Linked DNA regions of Homo sapiens: region 2 is linked to region 1. The links are chromatin loops, found by intact Hi-C in ENCODE. Cell type or tissue: mammary epithelial cell. All regions are shown on one strand. Links, peaks and the distances in the headings refer to the core of each region. The heading gives the core; the rest is flanking DNA.

Region 1 (7,570 bases), core at 1,259-6,258:
AATAGTGTTGGGGATGGAGACACAGGAAGATTTTTATACTGTAGCATCAACTCTGAAACTGCTATCACCCAGATACCTCAAAATTCTAGCTTAGTAGAACTGAGTGGTACCCTGAAGTTCATGTTGTCTACTCTTATTTTCTAGTTGTCTTAGTCAGCTCAGACAGCTATAACAAAATACCACAAACTAGGTGGCTTAAGCAACTAACATTTATTTCTCACCATTCTGGAAGTTGGGAAGTGTGAGATCAGGATGCCAACATGATGAGGTTCTGGTGAGGGTTCTCTTCCTGCCTTGCAGAAAGCTACCTTCTTGTTGTGTCCTCGTATGACAGGGAGAGACAGAGAGGGAGAGAGACAGATGGAGAGTGCTTGCTAGCTTTAGTCTCTACCTCTTCTTTTAAGGACACTAATCCCACCCTCATGGCTCATCTTAACCTAATTACCTCCTAGTTATCTGTGGGAAGTAATACCATCACATTGTGCATTTGGGTTTCAATATATGAATTTGGCAGGGCAGAGGAGCGGGGCAAGGCAGAAACATTGAGTCCATCACACCACATGAGGACAAGAAGGTCTGGAAAATTTAAATGACTTGCCCTAGATCACGTTATTAAATTCAAGTTGATTAGTCAAATATTTTTCCTTTTTGCCAATCTGATATAGAATTGAACATGAGGCAGAGAGAAAAGTTACTTTATGTCTGCATACAGTTGCTAATAAAGCCTTTTCTTTTTTTCTTTTTTCTTTTTTTTTTTGAAATGGGTCTCTCTGTCACCCAGGCTGGAGTGTAGTGGTATGATCTTGACTCACTGCAACCTCCGCCTTCTGGGTTCAAGTGATTCTCCTGCCTCAGCCTCCTGAGTAGCTGGGACTACAGGCGTGTGCCACCACGCCTAGCTAATTTTTGTATTTTTAGTAGGGACAGGGTTTCGTCATGTTGGCCAGGCTGGTCTCAAACTCCTGGCCTCAGATGATCCTCACACCTCAGCCTCCCAAAGTGCTGGGATTACAGGCGTGAGCCACTGTGCCTGGCCAATTGCTAATAAAGTATTTTCTAATCACAACCTATGTAACTCACTTCATGATGTATCTGCAAGTGGACTAAGGACCCACTGAATATTCTTGTCGAGGTCTAGCAATAATTTTGAGATTCCTTTTAAGTATTTGTAAAATTTAGTTATTCTCCTTATTTCAGAGGGTTCCAGATGTTTTGACCCTGGGGAAATGTATGAATAGACTAAGAAAATGAGATTCAGATTTCTAGTTGAATGATTTCATTTTCTGATTATTTTATTTAATTAGACATGGCAGTCTACTTTTCACTCTAGGAGAAGAATTTTCAAATTGCCCCCCAAAAGAAAAGAAAAGATGAGTTTCCTTTCTAAGTGTATTCTTCCAGAGAGGCTAGGTTATACTGCAGTACAGAAAAATCTCTGGGATTTACAGTAACAAAGGATTATTTCTCATTCTTGCTAAATGTCTATGGGTGTAGGAGATGTCTCCACTCCACACGTCTGTGCCAGGGGTGGGATGCTGATGGAAACTCCATCTGGTGGGGGCAGCAACAGCTGTGCCACCGGGAAGGGGATTTGGTAAATTGCACTATGGCTCTTCATGCTTCTGCCCCTGTAAGTGACACATGTCACTTCTGCTAATTCATTATTTGCCAGGGCAAATCACAAGATCACAGCTAAATGCAGAAGGGTCAGAATACTTCCATCCTTCTATGCACCTGGAAGAAGAAAACCCAAAATTTTGGTGAACATCTCTAATGGCCACCATAATAGGAATAAAAAAGGAAAACAGAACACACCCCAACTTTGTCAAAACGCCAGTGTCTCACACCATCAATATGAATCAAATTCCCAAATATCCATCAGCTGTACAATAAAATATCTTAACACATTATAGAGTTTCCTGAATCCATTTCTTCATCTCTATACAAGAGAATTGCATAGAATGGGAAGCAAGTACAATAAAGTAAATTAAACTGGGGCTGGAGTGAAGTTTCTAGAAATGGACTGTGGGCCAGCAAAATGTGGAGGCACGTTTATACCTTTTGTGGATTTTATTAGCCTCATTTCTCAGAGGAGAAATCATGTGTTTATGACATGACAATACTAGTCAACAGTCTTTCCAAAATAATTGGACAGTAGGAAAGTTATAGCCGTAACAGGGGAAAAAGTTCATTTTCACCTAATTGACAATAGGAATGTTTGTTTAATGGGTCACTCTAGAAAGAGATGTTAAATCTTTAAAACTTAACCTTTTTGGGAAATGTCTTAAGGTCTAGAATATGTTCAGACAACCTTCATTTGTTTATTTTATTTGGATACAATCATTTGCTTAGACATGTATTTTTAAACTTTTAATATATTAGTAGTAATACATTATTTTATTTGAGTTTTCTTTTATTTGGATACAATCATTTGCTTAGACACATATTTTTAAACTTTTAATGTATTGGTAGCAATGATGTTTTCAAGTAGGGAAACACTTAAACTAGCTCAGAATCTCCCCTAAATTAAAAAATAGAGTTTTGTACTTTCCAGAATAATAAGCATCTTTTTCTTTTTCTTTTTTCTTTTTTTTTGAGGCAGAGTTTTGTTCTTGTTGCCCAGGTGGAGTGCAATGGTGCGATCTTGGCTCACTGCAACCTCTGCCTCCTGGGTTCAAGCGATTCTCCTGCCTCAGCCTCCCAAGTAGCTAGGATTGCAGGCACCCGTCACCAAGCCCGGCTAATTTTTTGTATTTTTAGTAGAGACAGGGTTTCACCATATTGGCCAGGCTGGTCTCGAACTCCTGACCTCAGGTTATCCACCTGCCTCGGACTCCCAAAGTGCTGGGATTACAGGAGTGAGACACCGTGCCTGGCCAATAAGTACTTTTATAGCCTTTCTTTAAATCTTTCTTGGTAAAGATCTACAAAGCAGGAGGAAATTACAAGAGGCAAAGTTTGCTGGTTTACTGTTTGATTATATCTCTCCCACTACCCCTTAAATATTTGTAACAGAGCAGGGTTAACATTAACACCCTAACCACCATAAACTAAAAATATTTATTATATAATTCATGTCTAAGATGAAAATGAAGATATAACAGTAAGATGATTTCATACAGAGGTACAGGGAATTCTGTGTGACTAGGGTAAGTCAATTTTGTGTTTTGTTTTTTTTGTGTGTGTTTCAGTAGTTTCGAGTTATTATAATTACTGAGCAATGACTAGAATGCTATATATCATGTAATTCACATTTTTTTTTCTCATTTAATCCTCCACAGAAAACCTACTTTTAGAACTTAGGAAACTGAGGATGAAGTGACTTGACCAAGGTCTCCTAGCTACTTAGCAGAGGAATACTCTTTAGAGATAAATAATTGTGGTGACATTTCAATCAAAGTATCTGATAATTGCAGTGCCTTCCCACACCCAACTCTCTAGGAGAAGAAATAATTTAAAAGATACATTTATTCATAAACACACAAGTACTCATTCTGTGTCTTTTCCTATCACAAAGCCCACGGATATACAGCTGAATAAGTCTGCAAGTCAGAGGTTAAGAAAAGTTGGCTCTGGCATCCGACAGGCTGACTTGGATGAGGCTCTGCAATGCTACCTTGGATGGGTACTTATTTTCTCTAACCTCAGTTTCTTCATCTGCAAAATGGGAAACAATATTCGTGCTTTCCTCATGATTTTGCTGGGAAAATGAAATAAGACAATATGTTTTTGCACAGTACAGTGCATTAAACGCTCCATAGTATGCACTTGATATATACTAGGTTTTATTGTTGAATAAGCAAGGACAGCCATGGCTCCTCTCAGAGGAGCTCCCTGATTAGGGAGAGGAGAAAAACGTTTAAATAGCATTTCCTGTCCAATGTGATGCGAGCAGTAGGGAAACCAGGGAAAGGCACGAATGACTGCGTTGGAAAAGTCTAAAAAGGTTTCATAGAGGTGACTTTTGAGCTGGTGATTTTAGGGGGAGCAGTGCTTCACCGGATGGAGAAGGAGGTAGACATTCCGGCTATGTCCAAACGTGGGGTAGAAAGGCGCGTTTGGGGACCTCAATACTCAGGATAAGGGAACATTGAAGAGAGAGAAAGGGAAATAATGAAAGTGCATGGAAAACCAGTAAGTGTGGGACCCTGGGGGCTTGGACCAGAAAGGGCCAGCCTTCCGTGGCCATGAGGGAGGGAAGCTGGAGGATCGCGAGGTGGCGCTGTGGCTCCACCTTAAGGAAAGATTCTGGAGCTCGCGGGTCACCCGCACTCCCAGGACAGCCTCGGAGAGGTGGGGCAGCGCAGTCTTGGTGGGTTTGGCATCTTCACGGCAGCTGCCAAAAAATAACGTTGATAAAGATAATAAATACATAAGCAAATAAACCGGAAGCGGTCCCTTTTAGGACACACGGCAAGCATCAATAATCAGAGACCGTAGGCGAGGAAGGATTAAGAGCACGGAACTGTCCAGCAGGGACCGTTCCCAGCTCAGTCCGCGTAATCTGTAGGCCCGCATTGGGAACCCGCATCGCCTGCCTGGAGCTGAGCTGTATGCTAACCCGCGTCTTCGGGCGGGCCCTGCGCCCCGAAGGCGTCTCCCTAAAGCCAAAGTCGTAGCGGTCTGCACGCCTGCCCTTGGGCCCTCGGTCCGCACCCTGCCTAGACCTAGATTTTTTTGGATTTTTTTTTTTTTTTTTTGCTGAATTTCATACGCACACGTGCACACAAAACCACGTGTGAGTTCAGGCTCACACACGTTTACGATGCTCTTGCACAATACACACGGACTTTTGCAAATGCACAGCCCACTCACTTAGACACTACACATGACACGTGCACACACTATACACATGCGCACTCACGCCCGTGTGCACCAATGCCTTACGCACCCACGCACACATTCAGCCAAGTGCTCTCTGTCACCGGCACAAACACACACTTACTGCACTGGCCCACAAATGTGCAGCCACTTTTCGCACATGCAAACATATTTGCACATTCACATCATACACATCTCGCATCCCAGTAGCCAACAAAGACCTCGCAGCACGCAAAGGTGTGTAAATATTCAGCAAATTGTCCCTCGAAGGAAGTATGAGCGCAAACTTTTTGTTATCCAGGCATCTCGAGCTTTTCTGCTAAACTCGCCCTCCCTTCTCCAACTTTCCCCTGAATAAACAGGCCTGTTCCTCCCAGTCTCCCCTCTGAGAATGTTTTAAGGCCAAGGTTTCTTCCATAAGGTTTGCGCTACTGAAGGGATGCTAATTTTCAAATCGCTAAGAAGCTCCCTTCTCCCATCCCAGAGCCTCCTTCTACCAAGGGAGCAGGGACCTTCCCAGATCGGATTCCAATCTCGTGGACTAGGGGACTGTGGGCAAGGGCCACCGGGTGGGATATGATCACGCCCTAGGGCATCCTCGGACTTAAAGATCCTTTCCGGCAGTGCCCCCAACTGTATTCTCCCGACTCAGAATGACTTCAGCTTCTAGCTATCTATGGTCACGCCAGGGCAGAATCAGCATCTCCCCCATTAAAGCACATCCGCAAGTGTCCAGATTTCTGTCCTTCGATGGGCATCAGGAACATCCCCGCAAAGTCAGATACTTAGTCTGTTCCAACAGGCAAGCTTGCGTGAGCTCTAAGATCTCATCTAGGACTGGGAGAGAGAATGACTGACAGGAGGTCACATAGTAAATGTGGCAGAGCCGGGGCCGGGGCTGGCACGTCCCTGGCGCGCTCTGTCCCTGCGGGCCAGGAGAGAGAGAAGCACATCGGTAACTGACCACGTGAATGCGCATTCAGTACGCGCATTAGTTAGGACGTTTCATAGTCTTCCCCTTTCCTCTCCTCTGCTCCCTGCCCTCGGGAGGCACCGTGCGCGCTCGCTCCTTTCTCCTCCCGGATGCGGAACCCGGGCCCAGGAGCTCCAGAGCCAAAGGACACTTGAGAGTTGGGGGACAAGAGATTCGCGCCACAGCTGGGTGGACGGTTTGGCTCTATATTTAAGGGGACAGGCTTTAGCGATATTCTGGCTTGGCGACTTTATTAGCTGTTGGCCGTGGACAAGTTTTTCAACTTCGCTCACAGGGTCTCTGTTTGCTCACCTGTAAAACGCCGGAGTGGTCTTATCTGCCGTGGTCTGTGGCGGATATTCAGTGAGTTCCTGCCCGTAAAGCCATCAACAAATGGGATCTATTATTATCTGGGGCCGCCCGGGGGGAAACCCAAGAGAGTTGGCAGGCTCGCCCCAGAAAGACCTGTAGGAACCCCTTGCCCCAGGCTTCTGGCCGTATCAGACTAAGCGCTCCCAACCTGGGACGGAGCCCCGCGGTGTTGTTTGCTTGGTCTCTATCTCCTAGCCGTCTGTGGGTGTCTTTGTCCTTCTCTAGGCCTCAGTTTCCCTGTATGTACCATGGGGGGTGGGAGGTGGAGGTGCGCTCCCAGAGCCGGGAAGTGTCGGTCATACTGGGCCAGCAGAGGAGGCCTTCTCTGGAGCGTAGGGAATCGGAAACAGAAATCAGATTCTGGATTTCCAGTGGACCCCTGGCCTGCTACTCCCACGCGTTCCCCGAGGACTGCGCATGGAGATCACCGAGGAAAAGAGCCACGGTTTTGAGGGCTGGCGGTGTGTCACGGTGTTCGGCCACTCGCGCCATCTTCCGGGTGCAGTTCAGGGGCCCCGCAGAGCCGAGCCTTCGCGCAGGTCCCGGCTTTCCCAGGTCCCCGGGCCGCCACCCACTCCTATTCTCGTCCACCGGGCAACGCCGTGGCCCCTGCTCCTCTCCACCTCAACCCCGACTCCAGGCTGCTGGTCGACTCCTCTGGAGCGGCCGCAATCTGAGGGACTTTGCGCCTTGGCTTAGGTCCTTGCATCTTTCTTTTCCCCTTTCCCTTCCCAACACTGAAGTAGGCATCTGTCCTCCCGCCTCGTTCGAAGCTGTCCCTGGCAGGTGGCGAGGGAAGGGGGCACGTCCCGGGACGGTTTGCCCTTCTGTGGGCCCGCCCTCACAAGGGGAATGGAGATCAAGAGAATTTTCCAAGTGACAGGTCCCAAGTCTGGCCTCCTGGGGGCGGACGAACAGAGACGATTCCCTCTTCCGCTGGGACCTTTCCACGGGTCTTAGTTTGGCTGTATTTATCTAGTCTCTTCTCTTTGGGGAGACCGGTATGTTTCTACTGGAGTCCCCAGAAATTACTGGTAGATGTTGCCTTTCAGAAAGGGGAATTGATTTCCCTGTGCCTCAAGAGGGTTGGGATAGCCAAGGAGCAGAAGGTCAGGGTGGGAGTGGGTGGGTAGGGAGTGCTTGCACACTGCCCTGGGCTTCCTCCAGGCCCAGGTCAAGAGATCCCGAGAGCTGGACAGCCCTGCCTACCGCTGGGAGCATCTGAGGGGCTGTGTATCCTGAACTCCCACAGCTGCAGAAATTTTGAGGAGCTCATCAGGGAAACTAGGCTCCAGGGGAAACCCCAAACCTCTCTAGTTTTTCTTTCCAGGTGTAAACTCATTCTGCTGTATTTTTTCCCCATGCAAAAGTCTTTTTTCCTCACGCCTTCCTTCCCTTCCTTCT
Region 2 (7,570 bases), core at 1,475-6,474, 220 kb after region 1:
ATGTTTTCTTGACAACTCACTGAACAAATTTAGCACATTGGCTGTGAAAGCTTTCTGTAGCTATGTAGATTTATTACTTTTATGACTCTATACTAGGTTCACATTCTTGCCTCTTAGGAATGAATGTACACAACTTTCTCTGAGAACAATTTGGCCCAGTTACATTTTATTAGCCATAATACATGCTAGCCATAGTCAGTATTCTTTCTGGTATTTTGATATTAAGTCAGACATTGATTCCACAATATACACACAACAAACACACACACACGCACGCACACACACACACACGAATAAAAAATGAGGAGTGAATTTTAAGAGGCTCTTTCATTTCTTCACCAACTAGGAAAAACGGAAAAAGAACTTAGTGGTGGTAACTGTCAATATATGTTGCCTTTTGTGGCGTCTCTTTCCTAATCAAATAAATAATTTGTAAGGTTTTGATGAGAAAAGGATGTGACTTCTGCCGAGCCCTCACCTGCCAGCTTTACTCCAAGCAGACTGATTTAGAGGTTTAAGCAGAGAAACAGTCCTTTCTCCTGTTTGCCCTGGAAACAGAGAGCCCCATGGTGAGGTTAATCATTTGAATTTTGCAATTCATATTGAGGCAAAACAGAAATCATTCTTCACCTTAAACCCTGGAAATGTGTTGGCAAACTTTTCAGAGCTCAAGGTAAGGCTTTTCCCCCCACTCTTTGAATCATAAACATGAATGCTTTAAATATATTTTTTCATAACCCAGTCTCCCACTGAAGTGAATCTTACTGGGCAATAGAAAATGGAGTAGAAATCACTTCTAGAATACTGGGTTAAAGTGAAAATAAATAGAGGAGTATAAAAGACGCTTCCAATCACAGAGAAGCTTGTTGAGGATGCAGGTGGAACCTGACCGTGAAGGTTGTCATTCACAATGGTACCTTGCCCATATGCTTTTCTTAAGAATTGTCTGGCAAAATGTATACATTTTATTTAATAGTATGTATTATTAATATTTATTAAATATGAAATTTAGTTAAAACTGCTTCTGAGAAACAGGACATCTCAGAGATGAGCCTTAGCGTGAAGCTCACTAATTCTAGGCCCAAGAATTTTGCAACAACATTACAGTTGTTTTCTACAATGGCTGTTTCTGAAGAAAGGACGTATACATTGAAGCCAATTTTTAAAATCTAGGGTGGTTGATGGTAAACTTTGTGGTTTATTTTTAGGATCAAAGAATTTCTAAGTTATTGACAAGGAAAAGATGTATCTTCGGCTTGGCTGTTATAATTCAGCAGATGTCTCTGTACCTGTTAGGTTTTATTGGCCATATTTTTCGAATGAAAATAGAGACATATGGTCCTATATGTCTAAAAAAGTTACGACAACAGAACAGAAGCCATTCATTTGCTGAGTCATTGAAAAGAAATGTTAAGTACCAATTTGTTTTTGCCAATTGGTGTGCCCAAAAAAGACTGAATATTTGAAACTGGGGCCTTTGAAGAATCTAGGTTTCTACATCTGTGGTGTCCTCTTCTGTTAATATAAAGTCTCTCTTTTTTTTTGAGATGGAGTTTCTCTCTTGTTGCCCAGGCTGGAGTGCAATGGCACGATCTCGGCTCATTGCAACCTCCACCTCCTGGGTTCAAGCAATTCTCCTGCCTCAGCTTCCTGAGTAGCTGGGATTACACGTGCCCGCCGCCACACCCAACTAGTTTTTGTATTTGTAGTAGAGACCGTGTTGGCCAAGCTGGTCTCGAACTCCTGACCTCAGGTGGTCTGCCTGCCTTGGCCTCCCTAAGTGCTGGGATTACAGGCATGAGCCACCATGCCCAGCCTAAGTCTCCTTTTGTAAAGAAAATAATCATCCCATCTGTGTTTTGAATTTAAAATAAGTATGCATTTTCTCAAACTGGCTGTACATGTTGTTAATCTCCTAGTATGTAGGCAGCATTACCTTATGTAAATATCTGGCTAGAAGTAAATCTTTGAAAGAGAAACAGAAACATGACTTACTTTATATTAGTTTAAGATAGACAGAGGGTTTGGGATTGGAGTTCCATGCGGTGAAAACCCTCTTTTACCCCCAAATCTGTACAGAAATGCTTTAATCTAAAGAATGTATTTGTGAATCCTTTGGACTCGAAAACACCAGTGCAGAGCAAATGCCTATCTATCTAACTTGGAATGTTATACTTCAGAAATAGCATGGAATGTGTCAGTTATTGATGAGGATTGCTGGAAGACACTGAGCATCTGGCTTCAGACCAGCTTTTGATTTGCCAATGCAAGGAGCGTCTGTTGGGTTTGTAAAACTTGTGGTTTAGCCACTGGTCCACACAGCTTTTCCAATGCAACATTTTGATGACAGGCATGCCTTGAATTATGACTTTGCTTCTAACAGGCTGCATAGACAATAGCTGTATCCTTGTAGATAATCTGGAAGGTAGGAATTGATGGATTCCTCTAAGGATTAGGACAGAAGAGTTGGGCAAAGGGAGTGGCACACCTTCCCATTCACACCCAGCACTGCCAGCAAGGCCAGGCTCCTTTCCTCCTCCTGCCTTAGAACAACCTCCTTCAAACTGTACTTGGAGTGAGACTTGGGGGAAGTTGTAGGGAGGGCAGAGGCAGAGAAGCAATTTCAACAGGTACTTTGCAGAATATACCTGCTACATTTGATCACATATTTTCTGACATTTTTCTATGCTAGGAAGAGAAAACTGAAAACAACAGAGAACATCATGGCAGAGAATAATGGTTGACATAGCCTTCGGTGCTTGGCAGACCCAGGTTTGAGTCCTAATTCTGACACTTGGTAGGATGACATTTAAATGACTTGCCCAGACATTGTGGACCTTGTTTCCATATCTGTAATGGAGCCAGTATCTTTCCTGCAGAGTCATTGTTGAGGATTTGATGAGCAGAGGTGGACAAAGTGGTAGTGGAGTGCCTGGCCCATAGCAGGTGCTCAATAAACTCTGATGATATGATGATGATTGTGTGGGTTGCTTCTGCTCCTTGTAATACCCCTGCAATGTGTGCATGATTAACTGATCCTCTGAATATCACTGAACCAATAGTACCACCACCCAGGCAGCTCCATCAGCCCAAAGCAAGGGTGTCACCCTTATTTAGTCTGTCATTAACTCCTGACCGCATTACTGACTTAACATTTCTTGCCTGCGTCCACTTCTCTTTCTCGTGTCCTCTTTATTTTCCACTCTGACAACTGTGACTGTCTTCTCACTGTTCCCCTTTCCTTTTATGTGGCTCCGTTTTAATTTGTCTTCCACGTGACAGCCAGAGGGCTGCTTCTAAAACATCATCTTCTGGCTGAAACTTTTCCATGTCTTCCCATTGTCATCTGGATGAACTTTAGATGCATAAGCAAATTGCCTGTGTCTTCAGTGGTCAGCCTGGGCTTATGTCTCCTTCCTCTGCATCCCCAAACAGTCATAGACCTGGCCTCCTACCACACTGAGCTCCCTGCAGTTGCAGGAGTGGGCCTTTAACCTCAGGCAGGTGTGCTTTTGCACATGCTGCATCTGCTGCCTGGAGCACCCCTTCTCTCCATTTGTGAGACAAATAGCACAGAAGCTCTGGGTATGAATGTAGAGTTAGGCCACCTGCATTTGAATCCTGGATCTCCCTCTCAGTAGCTGGGTGACTTTGGGTAAATTTTAATTTCTCTGTGTCTCAATTCCTCATTTTAAATTATGGATAATACTACCTACTTTTCCTGTCAATAAGCACAAATGGATGAAGAGACATAAATTATGTAAGATATTTTCTATCATAGAGTAAGCAATTAATTTAATATTAGTAGTATAATAATGATGATCAGTATTGTTCTTGCTGCTGTTTCAGAATTGCACTCAGGATTAAACTCTGTCATGATGATTTTTCTGACATACCCCCAAAGGCTGAGTCGGGTGTGTCTCTTGCACCTTCCTGTTGTGCCCTGTGTTCCACCTAAAAGCACTCTCACACAGCATTCCAGCTGTCTCTTCAACTTTCCCCTGTCCTGAGGGCTACCTTGCCTACCTTTTTTCATTTTTATGTCTTCAGCAGTGAGCATGGTGCTTGGCAAGTAATTAGTGCTAAATAGATGCTTATTGAATGTATTATTTTCATTTTACAGATGAGAAAAGTGAGATTAAAAGAATTTGAGAGGTGTATTAAAGTGTTCACAGAACTCCCTAGATTCATATTTCTCATCTACAAAAGAGGGTATAATCAAGTACTTGTTAGAGTCAGGAATAAACCGAGATCTCTCTGACTTTCACCTCCTCATTTATTCCACTATGCCTCACTTACTGTATTTTGCTAAGATGATTCTGATCAAATTGAAATGGATGACACTTGATTTAGTGTCACAGCAGCTATTCTGTTCTTTGAACCAAAATAAGTCTCTGAAAATATGACAACAGTGACTTAAGCTGTCAGGATAGAAAAATGTTAGCAAATAATAGTATTGTGCCAGAAACTTTACAGGGTGCAGGGTGTTTGTGTACCTGCTGTAACAGGTTCATACTAGAGAAAAGTTGCTGTGTGTGTTGGAGTGCGCAGCTTCCCTGAAGACATCTCGGTTCCCAAGGCAGTGCTGAGTTTGCTATGTGCTTCCTAACTTTTTGCTGTGCTGGGAGGTTTGTTAGTTTCTGCCTTGTTAGTAGTATATATGGCTCTTATAATAGACTGTGAGCTCCTCCAGGGCAAGGACCGCTTTTTTATCTTCGTATCTTCCTTGGTTCTTCACACAGTGCCAGAGTAAAATGCTTTGAACAGTAGGGAAGGAGACACACAGGCTTTGGCATCTGGTGGAACCCAGGCTCAGTGGCTTATCAGCTGTGAATTGAGTAAGCTGCGTAACCTGCCAAAGCCTTAACTTCCCTACTTGTAAAACGGGGCTAACTACTCTCATAGGATTGTGAGACTTGGAGATGGTAATGTTTGTAATATCCTCAGCATAGTTCCTGGTGCTGATTCAAGGCTACCATCTCTGGAGCACTTAGCACTCAAGCGAGCACAGTGCCTTTTAGTAGGGAGTGCACGGTGGGGCATGCTGAATGTGTTATTAACTCTCTGCATCACCTGGGTATGCGTTTCTTTATACTGATATGTGTATGTGTATATATATATATACGTATGTATGTATATATATACACACATGTATGTATGTATATATATACATGTATGTATGTGTATATATATATATACATGCATGTATGTGTGTGTATATATATACACATGTATGTATGTATATATATGTTCCTGTAAAGTGAAGAAAAGCTGTCGCCAGAAAAAGGGACATTCATGTTTTATGTGTATTATGTGTGTATATACACAAACATTTGTATCTATGCATACATGTATATACACACAGACACAGATACACACATTTCAAAAATGAATGTACCTCTCTCTGGTGACAGCTTCCCTTCACTTTTTTTTTTAACATTACATACATATTTTGAAGAAAAAAGACTGATAGGATCAAAATGGCTGCAGGCATTTTATGGGCTTGGGGATTGTCTCCTCTTCCATAAAGAAATAGTAAAACAAGAGGAATGAAGGAAGAAACACAAGAGAGGTTAACAAATAGAAATGGAATGATTCACCCCCTTTTTCTTTCTTTCAAGGCCTGTGTCTTTACCCACAGATAAATAAATTCCTAACACAGTCATGCAGATTCACACATGAACAGCGGGGCTCTGCACCGTCTTGGGGTGCACCTGCAGTGCGAGGTGCTCGATGGTGTGTAACACAGCAACATGTATTGCTCCATGAATATCCCTGTGCTATCGAAACCTCCTATTGGAGAAGATATGTTAAAAGACTACCATCTTTCCAGTCCCAAATCACTTGCATCTTGGAATTACTGAGTTGTTGACCATTACTTTCCTATCCTTTTTTATTTTAAGGACTCATTGTTGTGATAAGGTTGGACACAGTTATTTTTCCTTCGAGAAACTTTGCATATTTTTATCTTGTATTGTCACAAAATAATTAGGAAAGTCTCCTAATTTCTGTATACCTTTCTCCAACACCTATCTTTCTAGCTTGGGTCTGTAAATGTTCCAGGACTTGGATTATCCCTTTGCTGGTTGAGTACCTGGCATCTAGCATATTGCAGCCCAGAATACGTGGCAGGCTCTGGGGATGCCAACTCATTTTAAGGAGAAAACACTCATTTTTCCTGTGACAATGAGCATGACATTCGCATGCTTGCATCCAGTACCGACTTGCTGCTTTTATACCAAATGGAGAGACGTTACTAAATGAACATTTCTTGCTCTTGTGTAAATAGATAGATTAATGGTGTTAAGTGAAAGCCAAGCCTGCTTGAAATGTTAACTTCCTTATGGGGTTTTGAGTTTCTCTTATTTTTGATAAATGGACCAATCTGGCAATAAAATCCTTGCACAGTAGGTTAATAATGTCATAGCTGAACTGTGAAATAGTAATGTGTGTACCATCTCTCAGCAAACAATAATCCTTGAAGCCTGATAAATCTATTTCCAGCCCAATTGCATGTTCATTGTTACCCACAACTCCTTCTTTGCAAATACAAAGCAGTTTCGTCACATGTATTTTTAAGCAGAAGCAACTAGGGAAGTCAAAGACACATAGCCCTGTGAAGGGAGGTGGGGGACAGATTCATTTTTAGCTCTTCTGAGCCCCTCCTGCCCCCAGGGCCTGAAGTCACTCCTGAGAATCCCTGCATTGCTGGTTGGGGTGCAGTGTAACCTTCCAGTCCTCCCTGAGCCCAAATCACTGATTTGCTGCTGGAAGCAGACAAGGATTGGGACCAAGGAAGCAAACATCCCCCAGGCTCTTCAGTTTTCATTGATCACTTGGTTGCAAGCAAGGTTTGGTGCTATTTAGCCCATATCCCTGATGACAAGAGAGGTGATGTGGAGACTTCTCTATGCTGACTTCCCATAGAGCTGGGAATATAGAATCTGGTGAATGTCTGCAGGCTTCAGACAGCCCGCAGCACATACAGACCTGTGTGCAGAGCACTTCAGCACCGCAGCAGATCGTAAACAAAAGACAGCCAAATGCCCTCCTTGTACTAACACAGAGGAGGAGGTATGGCCCCCTCTTGCCCATCTGTAGCCAGGGGCAGGCAAGTCCAGGGTAAAATTTACACTGCGTTGCTAAAAAAGAGAACTGTATCCAGAATCACGGGTGATTTTGAGGGGATTATTTAAGCGTCAGAATCTAAGTAGCTTGGGGCAGTTCACATAAACTTGACAAACAGGCTACTTTAGTCCTGTCTGACTGTATCAGCATAATAGGGCAATGAAGCTTTTATTCATTCAAAGAAAGGTTGAGTTTGATTGGCAGGGCAGCCTGCCTGAACGCGAGTGGCTCTTTCCCCCAACACTTCTCTGCTATCAATTACCGTTTTGAATACGAAGTGTTTCTAATGTAAAATAATGCCAACCTCTGCTTCTGTCCTCAGGCCCCAGAGTTTCTTTGTGTTATTTATTCCCAGTCTGTGACTGTTCTGAACCTTCCTCTCTTTACTGTGTTTTTTTTTCCCCTCTTCTTCTTCTTTGCAGTCTGTAAGTGATGTAACATT

What was found. Hi-C counts contacts between places; a loop is a spot of excess contacts. Peaks named below come from ENCODE experiments on the same cell type or tissue, not always from the same donor. Only the 100,000 strongest peaks of a DNase experiment are listed, where the experiment ranks them.
Region 2: a loop joins it to region 1, with 2.5 times the contacts of the local background. A loop is called at or near these places in 32 of 110 quality-filtered maps.

What each region holds. Positions count from the first base shown.
Region 1 is chr5:159,103,633-159,111,202 of GRCh38, reverse strand. The region is part of intron 1 of LINC02202 (long intergenic non-protein coding RNA 2202); the gene reads right to left. LOC107986467 (a long non-coding RNA gene) reads right to left here and starts at 6,184. Exons shown (of 2, transcript XR_001742942.1): 1 at 6,107-6,184; 2 at 3,764-4,336. RefSeq lists an enhancer at 6,266-7,171. In mammary epithelial cell, for the core only: a CTCF peak has its summit at 4,217 (motif pointing right); no DNase peak of the experiment used is centred there; H3K4me3 peaks cover 224 bases; H3K27me3 peaks cover 1,457 bases.
Region 2 is chr5:158,880,977-158,888,546 of GRCh38, reverse strand. The region is part of intron 6 of EBF1 (EBF transcription factor 1); the gene reads left to right. Among named protein-coding and RNA genes, the nearest start is that of EBF1, 220 kb to the left of the region's middle. RefSeq lists an enhancer at 6,946-7,125. In mammary epithelial cell, for the core only: no CTCF peak of the experiment used is centred there; no DNase peak of the experiment used is centred there; H3K27me3 peaks cover 496 bases.